Linked DNA regions of Homo sapiens: regions 1 and 3 are each linked to region 2. A link is a loop called in an ENCODE intact Hi-C map of the cell type or tissue named here. Cell type or tissue: ascending aorta. All regions are shown on one strand.

The links. Peaks named below come from ENCODE experiments on the same cell type or tissue, not always from the same donor. Only the 100,000 strongest peaks of a DNase experiment are listed, where the experiment ranks them.
Region 1: it touches region 2 in a loop (3-fold over the local background); 6 of 110 quality-filtered maps call a loop at or near these places.
Region 3: a loop joins it to region 2, with 2.3 times the contacts of the local background. A loop is called at or near these places in 4 of 110 quality-filtered maps.

Annotation. Positions count from the first base shown.
Region 1 is chr7:151,078,539-151,083,538 of GRCh38, reverse strand. FASTK (Fas activated serine/threonine kinase) reads left to right here and starts at 2,730. Exons shown (of 10, transcript NM_006712.5): 1 at 2,730-2,854; 2 at 3,617-4,039; 3 at 4,518-4,697; 4 at 4,838-4,977. The coding sequence starts at 2,773. TMUB1 (transmembrane and ubiquitin like domain containing 1) reads left to right here and starts at 46. Exons shown (of 3, transcript NM_001136044.2): 1 at 46-105; 2 at 946-1,364; 3 at 1,639-2,454. The coding sequence starts at 976. The coding sequence ends at 1,990. RefSeq lists silencers at 1-282, 2,316-2,995 and enhancers at 1,423-1,717, 2,435-3,410, 3,411-4,387. In ascending aorta, no CTCF peak of the experiment used is centred here; DNase peaks (open chromatin) are centred at 288, 2,092, 2,688 and 3,854; H3K4me3 peaks cover 4,056 bases; H3K27ac peaks cover 4,082 bases.
Region 2 is chr7:151,242,026-151,247,025 of GRCh38, reverse strand. It overlaps SMARCD3 (SWI/SNF related BAF chromatin remodeling complex subunit D3), which reads left to right. Exons shown (of 13, transcript NM_001003801.2): 2 at 1,355-1,566; 3 at 3,325-3,367; 4 at 4,183-4,305; 5 at 4,423-4,545; 6 at 4,794-4,889. Among named protein-coding and RNA genes, the nearest start is that of SMARCD3, 4.2 kb to the left of the region's middle. RefSeq lists silencers at 1-103, 1,178-1,257, 1,278-1,577 and enhancers at 91-664, 665-1,239, 1,240-1,813, 1,814-2,388. In ascending aorta, CTCF peaks have their summits at 1,381 (motif pointing right) and 2,528 (motif pointing right); DNase peaks (open chromatin) are centred at 412, 1,365, 2,555, 3,749 and 2 weaker places; H3K4me3 peaks cover 2,436 bases; H3K27ac peaks cover 3,327 bases.
Region 3 is chr7:151,757,088-151,762,087 of GRCh38, reverse strand. All of the region lies in intron 3 of PRKAG2 (protein kinase AMP-activated non-catalytic subunit gamma 2), which reads left to right. Among named protein-coding and RNA genes, the nearest start is that of PRKAG2-AS2, 47 kb to the left of the region's middle. RefSeq lists an enhancer at 2,069-5,000. In ascending aorta, a CTCF peak has its summit at 2,363 (motif pointing right); a DNase peak (open chromatin) is centred at 2,362; H3K27ac peaks cover 891 bases.

The DNA.
Region 1 (5,000 bases), 160 kb after region 2:
GGGCCGCGGCGGCGGGGAAGGAGGGGTGCTTCAGGTGCCTGCGACCTCCGCGCCTCCCGCCCGGAAGTGCCCGAGGGGCCGCGATGGAGCTGGGGGAGCCGGGCGGTGAGTCCCCGCGCCGTGACCGCGCCCACCCCGCCGCCCAGGGCCCCGGTCGGGCCGGGATCGCCGTGCCCTCCTGCGGCTTCGGGGGGCGGGAAGGTGGGAGGGGTGATGAGAGGTGGGGGTGGGGAACGTGAAGTCTCGGATTCCGGGCGGGATCTGGGGTCAGGCAGCCCGGGGGGCTTGGAGAGACTTCCAGAGGAGGCGCGGAGTTAGTCCTCCGCGGAGTGGGGTTGAGGGGACCTGGAGGGGGCCGAGCTGGGTGGGTGGTGACGCTCGGTGGCTCCAGATTGCCCAGGGGCGGAGTTTGACGTTTGCTGTGGGGGAAGCCTGGGAAGCAGTCCTGTGCCGCGGGTGGGGTTTAGGTGAACCGTAACGCGGGGGGCGGGGGTGGGGGCACAGAGGCTCTACCCCCACCTCTTAGAAACTTTAGCAGCGGAGTAGATGAGCCTGGGGTGAAGTCGGTGAAGGAGTAGACACACTGGGGTGAAGTGGGCAGGAGAATAGATACGCTTGGGGGTGAAGTTTGGTTGGGGTGAAGTTTAGGAGAGGCGTTGCTTAGGCCCTTACCTTGGGATAGGGTTTGGGTGAGTTGGGAGCTGGTTGAAGACCTCGAGCTCAGATGACAGAAAGTTAGGACTTGGGATTCGGCGATGGGAAGGGGCACCCGGAGGCAAGTTTGGGGCGACTGGGAGGCAGAGAAGCCGGTACCCTGGGGTGGGTGAGGGGACGGAGGCTGAGGACGGTGGGAGCGTCGCGGTGGGGTGAGGGCAGGACCCTGTGGAGGTTCCAGGGCTCCTGGCCAGGGGGCCCGGGCCTCACGGGCTCTTTGTGCCTCTCCAGCTCGGTAGCGCGGCGGGCAAGGCAGGCGCCATGACCCTGATTGAAGGGGTGGGTGATGAGGTGACCGTCCTTTTCTCGGTGCTTGCCTGCCTTCTGGTGCTGGCCCTTGCCTGGGTCTCAACGCACACCGCTGAGGGCGGGGACCCACTGCCCCAGCCGTCAGGGACCCCAACGCCATCCCAGCCCAGCGCAGCCATGGCAGCTACCGACAGCATGAGAGGGGAGGCCCCAGGGGCAGAGACCCCCAGCCTGAGACACAGAGGTCAAGCTGCACAGCCAGAGCCCAGCACGGGGTTCACAGCAACACCGCCAGCCCCGGACTCCCCGCAGGAGCCCCTCGTGCTACGGCTGAAATTCCTCAATGATTCAGAGCAGGTGGCCAGGGCCTGGCCCCACGACACCATTGGCTCCTTGAAAAGGTAAGTAGGTCAAGAGGCAGGAGCAATGCTAAAGACAGGGGTTGGGAGAGTGGTCGCAGAAGGCCCCCAGAGACACCTAAGACCCAGCCCTCCTTTATACTGGAGGCGCTGAGCGCCCCAGATCACAACTGTACTTGTTCCCCTGGCAGACGGCCCCTCCCAGGCCAGGGCCGGTGTGTTGTGGAGGGCAGGGGGAGGGTGGGAGTGCTGTTCCGGGGCCAGGGACTAGGATTGCCTGAGGCCTGCTCTCTTACCCAGGTCCCTCTCTCCTCAGGACCCAGTTTCCCGGCCGGGAACAGCAGGTGCGACTCATCTACCAAGGGCAGCTGCTAGGCGACGACACCCAGACCCTGGGCAGCCTTCACCTCCCTCCCAACTGCGTTCTCCACTGCCACGTGTCCACGAGAGTCGGTCCCCCAAATCCCCCCTGCCCGCCGGGGTCCGAGCCCGGCCCCTCCGGGCTGGAAATCGGCAGCCTGCTGCTGCCCCTGCTGCTCCTGCTGTTGCTGCTGCTCTGGTACTGCCAGATCCAGTACCGGCCCTTCTTTCCCCTGACCGCCACTCTGGGCCTGGCCGGCTTCACCCTGCTCCTCAGTCTCCTGGCCTTTGCCATGTACCGCCCGTAGTGCCTCCGCGGGCGCTTGGCAGCGTCGCCGGCCCCTCCGGACCTTGCTCCCCGCGCCGCGGCGGGAGCTGCTGCCTGCCCAGGCCCGCCTCTCCGGCCTGCCTCTTCCCGCCGCCCTGGAGCCCAGCCCTGCGCCGCAGAGGACTCCCGGGACTGGCGGAGGCCCCGCCCTGCGACCGCCGGGGCTCGGGGCCACCTCCCGGGGCTGCTGACCCTCAGCCCGCACTGGGAGTGGGCTCCTCGGGGTCGGGCATCTGCTGTCGCTGCCTCGGCCCCGGGCAGAGCCGGGCCGCCCCGGGGGCCCGTCTTAGTGTTCTGCCGGAGGACCCAGCCGCCTCCAATCCCTGACAGCTCCTTGGGCTGAGTTGGGGACGCCAGGTCGGTGGGAGGCTGGTGAAGGGGAGCGGGGAGGGGCAGAGGAGTTCCCCGGAACCCGTGCAGATTAAAGTAACTGTGAAGTTTTCACTCTTGCAGTGTGTCTGAGTGTGTGCGGGCTGGCGGGCGGGGAGTCCTCGCCCCTTGGGAGAGAAGGGCACGGACTGCGCCTGGGGTCTGGCCCTCCGCCTTCCCTTCTCCCCAGCGTTCTGCTCTGGCTTTGGCGCCGGCCTCCGTGGCCCCGCCCTCGGCGCCGGGCGCGCACTTCCCGCGGGCGGGGCTCGCGGCTCCCTGGCTCGCAGTGCCTGCCGGGAGCCACGTCTCCGAAGACCGATAGCTGCTTCGGGATTGGCGTCCGGGCGGCTATCTAGGGGCTGCTGGGAAGATGGCGGACTCGGTGGCTAGCCGATGAGGAGGCCGCGGGGGGAACCCGGCCCCCGGGCCCCGAGACCGACTGAGGGAGCGACCTGCGCAGGGCCCGGGGAGTCATGTAGGGGTGGCGCCTGCGGGGAGGGCTGCGGGAGGGCAGCGGGAGCTGGTGTTAGCGGCAGCGGCCACGGTCTCCTGGCGTCCCTGGGCCGGGGTGGGTGTTGGGGCCCCCGACTTCGCCGACTCCGCGCCATCGCAAAGCGGTGCACTCGGGCTCCACGCGCGCCCTGCGAGGTGGGCGCTGCGTTTTCATTTCACGGGTGAGGAGACTTAGAGAGACGAAGCCACTTGTCCAAGGTCACGCCGCTGGTGAGTGGGAGCGCCCAGCATGGAACCCAGCACCGTCCAGCCGCGGAGCCCGCGTTCCACCCTCTGTGCCGCCGCCGCCTCCTGTGGGAGAGGGAGGTGGTCGGGAGAGTGCACGCCGGTGCCGCCTGGGCTCCAGACTGGGCGCGACCACTAACCCGGTTAATGACCTCGGGCTTAACTTAACCCCTTCGCTGCTCTGGGCCTGCGTTTCTCCACCGGTGAAATGAGGTAATGCCAGCCCTGCCTACTCTTCATGGGCGTGTAAGGAGCATCAGAGATGGTGCATGTGGAATTGCTTTGCAAGTAGTGCTGCGCTGAGCGCACTGAGGATTATGATTGCTGTTTCAAAGGCGTGGAAGGAGGCAGAGGGGCGGGGTGGGGAAGAGGCCCAGAGCAGTCACAAAGGCTTGCTCTGACCACAGGCCCCCTAAATGAGGAGTGAGGTAAGCAGTAGGTAGCAGGTCTTTCTCCCCTTTGGAGAAAACCTCACCCCCTTTTTTGGGCTGCCCCTCAGGGTCTCCATCACCCAACTCCATGCTTCGAGTCCTGCTCTCTGCTCAGACCTCCCCTGCTCGGCTGTCTGGCCTGCTGCTGATCCCTCCAGTACAGCCCTGCTGTTTGGGGCCCAGCAAATGGGGGGACCGGCCTGTTGGAGGAGGCCCCAGTGCAGGTCCTGTGCAAGGACTGCAGCGGCTTCTGGAACAGGCGAAGAGCCCTGGGGAGCTGCTGCGCTGGCTGGGCCAGAACCCCAGCAAGGTGCGCGCCCACCACTACTCGGTGGCGCTTCGTCGTCTGGGCCAGCTCTTGGGGTCTCGGCCACGGCCCCCTCCTGTGGAGCAGGTCACACTGCAGGACTTGAGTCAGCTCATCATCCGAAACTGCCCCTCCTTTGACATTCACACCATCCACGTGTGTCTGCACCTTGCAGTCTTACTTGGTGAGGAGGGGCTTGAGGTGGGCGCCTGGGGGGCTAGGTGTTAATGAAGAATAGGGAGAACAGTAGAGGACCACGGACAGAGACCCAGCCTCTCAGGCGTTTGCCCAGGAACGCTTGCTCCTGCTCCCGTCCTATGTCTGCGGCAGACATCATGAGTCGAACGCACTCCTTCCGGCCTCGCTAGGGTGCCACCCCAGATTCCTGCTAATAGAGTGCCCTAGGAAGCCACCATAATTTGTCACAATTGGTATGAGATGAAAGCCTATTTGCCATCTTTGTATGTACTCCCTACAAACCGTTTCGATACCTCATAGCCACATGATACTTTACATGTCTCTAGTGTTTGCACTTAAACTCTAGCACACCTTCCCGCTCAGGAAACGGGAGAGGAGAAAGGTGGAGAATTCACCAAGTAACCCCATGATAAGAACAGCAGCACAGCTCTGTTACCAGGCTGCCTTTTACCTCTCCCCCTCAGGCTTTCCATCTGATGGTCCCCTGGTGTGTGCCCTGGAACAGGAGCGAAGGCTCCGCCTCCCTCCGAAGCCACCTCCCCCTTTGCAGCCCCTTCTCCGAGGTGGGCAAGGGTTGGAAGCTGCTCTAAGCTGCCCCCGTTTTCTGCGGTATCCACGGCAGCATCTGATCAGCAGCCTGGCAGGTGCTGGAGGGGGTTAAAATCAGATGGGGGTGGGGAGGGCTGACAGGAGGAGGAAGGTGGGCTCAGTTGGCTGGGCTGAGGTGGAATTGAGCCAGCCGGAGGTCCGGCTGAGGCCCAGCGTGACAGGCTGCTCTTCACAGAGGCAAGGCCAGAGGAACTGACTCCCCACGTGATGGTGCTCCTGGCCCAGCACCTGGCCCGGCACCGGTTGCGGGAGCCCCAGCTTCTGGAAGCCATTGCCCACTTCCTGGTGGTTCAGGAAACGCAACTCAGCAGCAAGGTGGGCTTGCCACCCACCCTCCA
Region 2 (5,000 bases):
ACATTAGGGTTAGACACAGAGCCTGGAGGACCAGGAGGGAGAGGTAGCAGTTGGAAGGAAAACAGCAAGCCCAAGGGGGCCCCTCCTCATGCCTGGGGGTGAGGTGGGTGGTGTGTCCATGTTAACAGTGCCAGGGTCTGCATCCCCTGCCCTCTGATCTTCTTCCTGCTTTCGTGGTCCCAGTCCCCATCCCACCCCGCTCTTTCTGTTTCACAGCCCCTGAAACTCTCTCTGGCCCTCCCCATCTCCCTTCTGGAGTCTGGACAAGTGGGGTTTGGAACACTTCGCTCGATGCATTTGCATCTCATTTACACCCCATCTGACCACCCAGGGGTAGTGGCAAGGGAGGAGGAGCCGCCTCCTCTCAGTCTCCACAGCCCCCATGAACCCTGACTGCTGACCTCACTGGGGTGGGGATGGGAAGAGGAGGAGGTGGCTGCTGACCTGGGCAGACAGGAAGGGAAATGTGAGTGCAAGTGTCACTGCCCTGACCCACCCCAGGCCCCCCTGGGCAGCCCACCTCTAACGCAGTTCCCCTCCTCCCAATCAGAGAATCCTGGCTGTGTCTGGGGCGCCCCAGCAGGCTGCCCTTGCCTGCCCTGCCTCCAGCCCTCACCCTGGGAGCAAATTATGGGGGCAGCTTGGTCAGCGAAGACCCTGGATGTGGGGACTTGGAGTCAGCCGAGGGGAGTGGGGTTTGGGACCCAAGGGTCAAAAGCAGGGACACAGGGAGCAGAGTGGCTGAGATGAGCTAGTGAGTACCAGGCAGAACCGCCCAAGAAGTGGAGCCTGAGAAGGAGGAGCAGGAGGAGGAGCAGAAGTCGGAGCAGGGAGCCGGGTACCGGACCTCAACCAAGCCGCAGAGAGCAAAGCCCTGGGCCCCCAGGAGGCAGCCCTTCAGGGGCTGCCTGGGCCAGGATGAGCTGTGTGACCTTGGCGAGGTCATTTTTCTCCTTGAGCCACAGTGGCCCCATCCGTCAAGTGGGGATGAAAGGACCTGCTCAGGCTGTCTTGCAGAGGAGCATGTGGATGTGAACATCTTTGAAAGGTTGAAAGGCGCCATTAATATTCATTTTTGCGGTACCTTCCGCAGCCCCGAGGCTCGCAATGCCCTGTGCGGTGCCTGGCTTCAGTTAGCTTCCTGCAGCCAGACGCCAAGCCCCTCCGCCAGAGCCGCGCAGATTCCGGCGCCCCTGCCCCTCCTACCCATCGCTCCCACCCATCGCTCAACGCTCAGGGTCACCAGCCGAGGGTCTGGTGGGGGAGGGGAGACGCCGGCTCACCGCGCCTGGAGCGGGGGGCCCTGGTCTGACCCACGGGCGCCCGTTTCTGCTTCACCCCCGCCCACCCCCAGCGCCCCGGGATGCCGTCTGGAGCCCGGATGCCCCACCAGGGGGCGCCCATGGGCCCCCCGGGCTCCCCGTACATGGGCAGCCCCGCCGTGCGACCCGGCCTGGCCCCCGCGGGCATGGAGCCCGCCCGCAAGCGAGCAGCGCCCCCGCCCGGGCAGAGCCAGGCACAGAGCCAGGGCCAGCCGGTGCCCACCGCCCCCGCGCGGAGCCGCAGGTGAGTGGGAGGCCCGGCGAGGAGGGGGCGTGCAGGGGCGGGCCCTGGGGGACCCGCAGGGACCAGGTAAGCGAGTAGCGGGGATTGGAAGGGGCGAGGAAGAATGATTAGCAGGGAGCGAGGCTTCCCGGGTCGAATGCCCTCTGGGGAGGTAGGCTTAGGGGGCACCGGCCTGATTCTTTTGTGTGCCCACGGTAGAGACAGGCTGCGGCGTCGGCAGCCGGTACCGCTTCCCTGCACGCTCCCCTCACCCTTCTCCTTGTCACCTGCTCAGTCCTTCTCTCCACCCATCAGGTTCTGGGTGATGCTTCAGTCTTTGGGGTGGGGGCGGGGCTTCCAGTGGGACTGAGGGCAGAGGTGTAGGACTGTGTTCCCCAAAGTGTGGTTCTCCGCTGAGCCTTCCTGCCGGCCCCCGGGCTGTTTCAAAGCCACTCCAGATTTTCTCAATGGGACTCTCTGACCATGGGGGTGGAGCTTGGGGATTTGCCCTGTGGGTAGGTGGTCTCTACCCAGTCCTGCTCTTAATTCTTAGGCACTCTGGCCCAGGTCTGCTCTCAAGCCACCAGGGCCAGCCCATTTCCTTGCTTTCCTCCAGCAGCTGGTGGCACCCTCAAAGCCCCTGCTGGCTCCTGGCAACAGCAGTGCCCCTCCGGGTTTCAGTATTTAGCCAAATACACATGCTTTTTTTGCACAACAGATGGGTTTCTATAAAAGGTGTAATATCAATTTTACCTCATTATTATTTTTTACACATCGGGGAAAAAATCACCACTTATAGGAATCCCATGATGAATTCTTTAGTAAAGTGCATCGTCATTTTGTACAGCAAATGGTAATTCCCTGATTTATCTTGTATAAATGGAGAGTTACACATAGATAATCTGTTTAAAACAAACCAGACCTTTAATGAAATCCGCTTGTTAGCCTTAGATTTCTGCATAGGGAGGGGGCAGTGCTTGAGAACACCACACGGGGGCAGTATGGAGCTATTCTCTGGGCTGCGTTTTCATCTCTTGACCCGCCAAGGTTTTTCTGGGGGTTTTTGGGTTAGTTAGAAGCAGCTAGTGGGTCAGAAAGAGCCCACATCCAGCTGCTACTACCCCGGGCCTAGTCAATTTGGCCTCAGCCTGAAGTCACACCCATGCACATTCTGGGCGCCTATGGCTGCAGCATGTCCCTCACCCTGTTGCCAGGTAGTCCCAGGGCATGAGTACCCCCAGCCCATCAGCGTTCTCTTCCAAGCCCAGGGTGGCTGGAAGGGGTGCAAGTCCCGCCAGCTTCACACCGTCACCTCCCGCTCCATGGATAGGAAGGAGTTCGTCTCTCTCCCTCCCTCTGAGCTTAGGCCCCTTTGGACAGGGCACCCCCTGCTTTCCAGAAAAGGTCTTCAGAACCTGGCTTCCCTCTCCTTTGTCCTCCCTCATCCCCACCTTTCCTCAAACACTTCTGCAGCTCGCATCTTTTGGCAGCACCGCCCCCACCAGCCAGTCCCTCCTGTCTAAATTTCTCTGTCCCTGAGGATGTGGCAGGGTAGAAGGGGGCTCCCAGGCCAGAGAATGGATGGGTCACTCCTGTGTCCTGAGAGAGGACAGAGCACCGGTTCCACACACCACCGTCACAGCCCTTGGGCGGGCAGACAAGTGGGCTGTGGGAACCCCAGCCAGGCGGGCGGAGATGTCGGGATAATCTAGCAGGTGGCCTCGTTACGCCCAGATCTGTCGCCATGGTAACCTGGTTTTTTCTTTAAAAAATGTACAGTGCCAAGAGGAGGAAGATGGCTGACAAAATCCTCCCTCAAAGGGTGAGTGCCTTTCACAGCAGCCCCCAGCCCACCCCCCACCCTTTGCTGCTCCGCCCTCCCCTCCCCCCTCAGAAGCAGAGCTTCAGCATCACAGTCACTTTCACTTTTTGTTTAAAAAAGCTCATTAATAAGTGAGGCTCCGCAGGCCAGAGGGAGGGGGTGAGGTGGAGGGAAGCAGCAGAGCCACTGGGGCCAGAACACAGGGGCCTGTCAGGGGGTTTGATCCAAGTGGTACTATAGAGCTGTGGGACCAGGAGGGGGCAAGAGCTAGGGGATCAGAAGCTGCCAGGCAGAATGAAGGGGATAGAAGGTGGCCAGAGATCCTGAGCATCCTAAAGAGACCCAGGTCCAGCTGGGTATGGGGACAGCACAGTTGGGACAGGTGTGGGGGCTGAGCAAGGTGCCAGCAGAGAAGAAAGCACCGCTGTCCAACTGTCTCAGGGATTGAGCCCCTACTAGGCACTTTGCAGGGGCCCAGGGGAAGCCCAGCAGGCATATGATATGGACAATGACAAGATGAGGAGACTAAAGGCTAGTGCTTGCTGAGCTCCACCGTTGCTACCTCCTCCCTGATGATGAAACACAAGGCACTTCCTAAAGGGAGAAGCAATTGTTATCCCTACACAGCAAGGCCCCTACTGCTGGATAATGGCATCCTGGGGAGAGGTCCTGTTCCCACTGTCAAAGCTACATGCCCAAAAGTAGGATGGCTCCCCTGACATCTTTTGTACCCTAGGATTGCACAACATGCATACATTCCATGGTACAACCCTGGACTTGAGCCTCTGACTCCTGCCCTGCTCCTCCTTCTCCAGATTCGGGAGCTGGTCCCCGAGTCCCAGGCTTACATGGACCTCTTGGCATTTGAGAGGAAACTGGATCAAACCATCATGCGGAAGCGGGTGGACATCCAGGAGGCTCTGAAGAGGCCCATGAAGGTGCCTTAGTTCGGGGGTAGGAAGGGGACTCTAGAGTTGTGTGACCAGGATGGGGAAGCAGGGTGGTCGGGGTGGGAGCACACAGCATTCGCCCGGTTCTGCACTCTATTTCTACAGCAAAAGCGGAAGCTGCGACTCTATATCTCCAACACTTTTAACCCTGCGAAGCCTGATGCTGAGGATTCCGACGGCAGCATTGCCTCCTGGGAGCTACGGGTGGAGGGGAAGCTCCTGGATGATGTACGTCCCGGCCCAGGTCTCTCCAGGTGTCCTGGGGTGGGCATGGGCTGCACTGAGAACAGAACAAGGTGTCTGCACTAAGGGCTAGGGAGTCAGCCCAGGCTGGGTGGAGGGGCAGGCCTAGAGACATTCCAAGTGCAGAGGATTTCATCTAAGCCCACTGCCCTGTCGGCTGCCAACTTGGCCTCCTTCTGCTCCTCCCACCTCGTCCCTGTTCTGCCCCCATGGTCCCTGTTGCTCTCCCACAGCCCAGCAAACAGAAGCGGAAGTTCTCTTCTTTCTTCAAGAGTTTGGTCATCGAGCTGGACAAAGATCTTTATGGCCCTGACAACCACCTCGTTGAGGTAAGACCAAGAGCCCCTCCGCCCTTGAATTGCCACCCTCCCACAGGCCAGAATCCCTGAAGAACCAGCACAGATTTGGGTCAGGGACCACCCTAGAGTCCTGGGCCCCAC
Region 3 (5,000 bases), 520 kb before region 2:
TGCCTCTTGTTTCTTCATAGCAGAACCTGGTTTAACTCAGGGCATGGCCCCAGGCCATGAGCTGCAGTTGGTCTAGTTCAGTCAGAAGTATCCCCTTCCCACATGCCAGTGAATGGGAGAAGTCGGCTAGGGATTTAAGAAAAACGTGCGTCCCCTAACAACAACAAAAAAGACACACGGGGATAAATTTCCTTTTCTTCCTTTGACTGTGGTCTGGGGACATGGTTTCTAGGGCCATGAGGACAAAGGTCAAGGCACAAGGTGGCTGAGTGGAAAGGTGGGCAGGTGATTCTCCACGCAGTTGGCAGCACCAATGTCATTGCCCGATGGGTCCTTCCGCCTCTTGTACAGGGAAACTCAATCCACTGAGACCACGGCGTCACAGTAAAGAAAGAGTTAACTGACATGAGTCCGGTCATGCCATGCAGGACAGTTATCTATCAAATCAAGTCAGTCTACCTGAAGGCTCAGAGGTTAGCAGTTTTCATGGATAGTTTGGCGGGCAGGGACTAGGGAATGGGTGCAGCTGATTAGTTGGGATGCCTTCAGAGGGGTGTGGAAAATGACACTGACTCCTCCTCTGGGTGGGGCCACAGGACTGGTTGGGTGGTGAGTCAGGAGTCCAGGTGAGGTCAAATTGGTTGCCAGAAATGCAGAAGTCTGGAAAGACATCTCAAAAGGCCAATCTTAGGTTCTCTAATAGTGATGTTATCTACAGGAGTAATTGGGGAAGTTACAAATCTTGTGACCTCGGGACAATGGCTGGTTGTCATTTAACTACACCTACATCTTAGCAGAATTCAGGCCTCTCTCAATCCTAACCTTGCGGCCTCTCATTAGTTTTGCAATGGTGTTTTAGTTTGGGGAAGGGCTAGTATCATCCTTGCTTTAAACTGTATGTAGTTTAAACTATAAACTAAATTTCTCCCAAAATTAGCTTGGCCTGTGTGTGCCCAGGAATGACCAAGGACACTTGGAGGTCAGAAGCAATATGGAATCAGCTATGTCAGATTTCTCCTAACAGTGATACTTTTGCAAAGGCAGTTTCGCTAAGCTGACCTGCTTTGCAACTGCCTACCTACTAACTGTTCGTTATTGTAGGTGATAAGCATCCTTGTGGCTTAGCCTCCTTTCAGTTATTTTTTTCTGTTCATGCCACGAAGCCATCCTAACTTTATCCTGACACATCTCCTTGCCCCAGGGGAGCTATGGACAAGGTGCGCTGTTTGGCTGAAGGCAATCATGGCCAAGCTGGCAGAGCTAGCCTGGAATCTTCCAGACAGAGGGCTGGAGGAGGGATGGGGCACGGGAGCACAGATAGACTTTAACTGCCCCCACGTTGTCAAGGAAAGGAAAGCAGAGCGAGAGAGTGGGTAGTGGGGTGGGTGCTGCTTTGGATGGAATGGCGAGGGAAGTCTTCTCTGGTAAGGAGACCACACTGGAGCCAGAGAGAGAGCCACTCAGAGGTCTGGGGCAGAGGAAATGCTAAGTGCACATTAGCAAAAGCCTCATGCTGTAGGGCAGTCCCCAGCTTTTAAAAAACTCTCTCAGCTGGGTGCAGTGGCTCATGCCTGTAATCCCAGCACTTTGGGAGGCCAGGCCGAGGTGGGCGGATCACCTGAGATAATGAGTTCGAGACCAGCCTGGCCAACATGGTGAAGCCCCGTCTCTACTAAAAATACAAAAATTAGCCGGGCATGGTGGGTGCCTGTAATCCCAGCTACTCAGGAGGCTGAGACAGGAGAATCACTTGAACTTGGGCAGCAGAGGTTGCAGTGAGCCGAGATCCTGCCATTGCACTCTAGCCTGGGAACAGAGCAAGACTCTGTTTCAAAAACAATAAACAAACACCCAGCTCTCTCTCAAAGAAGTAAGGAAGCAAAGCAGGCTGATGGAGACAGGCTTCTGGGAGACCCAGCTGCTCAGGTCTGGGCTCTGCCTGCTGTATATTCACTTCTCCTAGGTTCTCTCTGGCCTGCCTCCCATCTCAGCTTCCTTTTTTAAAAAAAGAAAAGGCTAATCTTTGATAAATTCCCACATAATCTGCAATGAACAGAGAAACTCTGTAGGAATGACTTGGTGCTACCCCACCACAGTCCACATCTTGGGACAGCCGCTCAGCCTGGAGCCCGTACTAGAAGGAAGAATGTCGATGTTAAATCTCTCCCTCATTCAAGACAATGTGGCCTCAATATTAGATGCCTTTTCACCTTTATTTTCTGAATGTCTGTTTACATCTGAGTTCACTCGTAGAAAAAGTCTGGGTGAGAGAGTAGGTCGGGGTCCCCTTGGCCCTGAGAACAGCTGGCCAGGCGGAGCCCACCTCTGGTTTTTCTGGCTTTGTGACAGAGTGACCACTAGGGGGTGACATAGCCTCACATGCTGAGTCTGGTGCTGGGAGCAGGTTGGTCCTGCCTGGGGGAAAGCAGCAGGTATCGTTCCTGCCTGGGTTTTTTCCAGTGCGGTTCACCTTCAAATGCGCCTCCCAGACAGAAGAAAGCTGGTGTTAGGAGCGGACAAGGATACCTGCCTGCCCAGGCGTTTCAAAGGGGAGTTGTCTGGCATGGAGGATATTCACCTGCACCACGTTACATGAGAACCTGCTAAGTGCTGGGCCCTTGGGAACGCAGCAGTGAATGAGCCCATCCCTGCCCTCGTGGGGATACCATTCTAGGGACAATCGGTACCACAGGTGGAAAAGTGTCATGTGTCCCAAGTGCCAAGAGGAACAACAGTCAAAGGAGAGGGGCTGCGGGGGTGCTGCTCTATGTGGGCAAGTCAGCAATAGCCTCTGACATGGAGACATTTGGCCAGTGGTGAGATGGAGCCAGGGAGAGGACAGGTGGAGGCCATGGCACGCCTGGCGGAGGGGCCCACGATGCAAATGTCCGGAGGCAGGAGCAGCCTCTGAGCCTGCAGGGAGCTGGTCAATGTGGCCAGAACCAAGTAGGGAGGGAGCAGGTGCTGGAGTGAGGTCAGGGAGTGGGGCGGGGCCTTGCAGGAGAGGTCAGGATTCCAGGTTTTAATTGAGCGATACAGAAAGCCATCGGATGTCGATCGGATGCAATGCAGAGAGATGTCTGGCTACTGTGCAGTAAAGAGATGGTAGAGACAGGGCTGGGGTGAGCAGTGAGGGGTCCCTGCAGTGGATCTGGAGATACATTAGCATGGTCTCCCGCCTCCTCAGAGACCTCCTTCAAGTCTTGCCCGCTACAGAAAGCCTTACTGGATTCTGTTTGCCTTGAGCAATCTGCCAGAGCCCTGAAATATAGCTGTTATTTTAAGTCTCTTTGCAGTCTGTGTTCTCTCGTGATAACTTCCTATTGCCTTCTTGTCTCTTTAAAAATCACATATTGAGCTTTTCATGCACTTGCCTCTTATTTTCCCAAGCTCTTCCAGTTCATACCTCCTCATCCCCCCAGGTCTATCAGTGCCTTCGGGGTTTGGAACCTTTGGGGTACACTGATGGTCACCCAACATGGGAAGAACACCATGTCTCTGGGGACCTTGGATCTCCCTGCTCTGTTTTCCTTTCTGTGGGCTCCCAGCTCCTAGAGCTCAACATGCCTTTATCCTTTTCCCTCCTCCCTCAGATGGAAACAGTTCTGGCAAAAATATTTAAAATAGACATTATAGAACTTAAAGGTGACATAGTTCAGGGGTAGTTGACACATTTATCTCATAACAAAGAAAGAATTCCTAGCATCAAAACCAGATGCCACAGATTCTCTTTTTGGAAGCGACTGTCTTCCCAGAACCCTAAAATCATGCAGTGGTAGCTTTTAGGGAGTGAGACAAGGTGGCCTTTGGCCAGCTGGCCCCCACGGAGCAAGAAATGGCATCTTGTCTGATGGGGGCAGCAGGGCACACCCAGTAACTGCTACTGACAGGATCAGCCCTGCTGGACATTGGGACATTATCTTTGTCCTACTAGAAAAAAAAAAAAGAGTTGAAAATCACTGGCCTAGACAGCCACCTACTTTGATTACACCGAAGGCTACTCTAGGTGATGACCATGGTGTCTGGTAGGGACAAGCACAAAGCAAAAGGTGGAGAATATACTCTGACACCCGGGGAAGATTTACAGCACTGAGATGGTAAAGCGGAGCCGCAGGGCTTCATCGCAGCAGTGGTTTGAAAACGTTTTGACTGCAGCCCACAGTAACAAATCCATCTGATGGCATAATCCAGCACATACAACACATCAACAAAAGCCCTTTTACGAAGCAATATTGACCCTGACTAGGTACTTTATTTTCGATTCTATTGTTTCAGCTGCTTTATCTGACCCACACGGTTGATTTCATGATGGGGTGGCGGGGGCAGTGGTTGCAGTTTGGAAAACACCACCCTAGATGGTCAGAGAACAGCAGAATGCGTCTGGAACGCCTTTGAGGCGAGTCTGGTTTGGGGGGTTCTTAGGGCACAGAGGATCCGCTGGATGGAAGTAAGTCCCGGGTTTCTGCCAGAGATGTGGAATGGTAGATTTTCCCCCTGTCCGTTTCCAAGACTAGCTCACAATTATGACCGAGGTCATGTGTATTTTGAACATCCAAAAGGAATTTAATTTTCTCTGTTTGTGGTTGAATCCGAATCTCCCATTCCACATGGTTGACCCCCACCCTGGAGCGGGCACTGTGTCTCATCCTGCTGCATCTGGGGATCTTTTTCAGAGGATCTGTGCTGGGAGCTGTTTGAAATTCGAATGAGTCTTTCAGAGAAGTTTATTTAACTTGTAAAACTTCAGGTCCTTTCACACCATTTCAGCGTTGGATCACAGACAGCTCTTCCTTTATATCCCAGCAACTTGAGTTTATTTTTCAAATAAAAGTCTGTTTTCCCATAAAATGCCAAAGGTTTTGTGCTTTGTGTGGAGGAATGAGCCCAAGCTTTTAAGACTTTAATTTAGAGCCTCTGAGTCTTGCATTTCCATCCCAAGGGCTCCCGGGGCTGAGGAGCACCCCACTCCAGCTTGCCCCGCAGAACAAACGCCAGGCAGT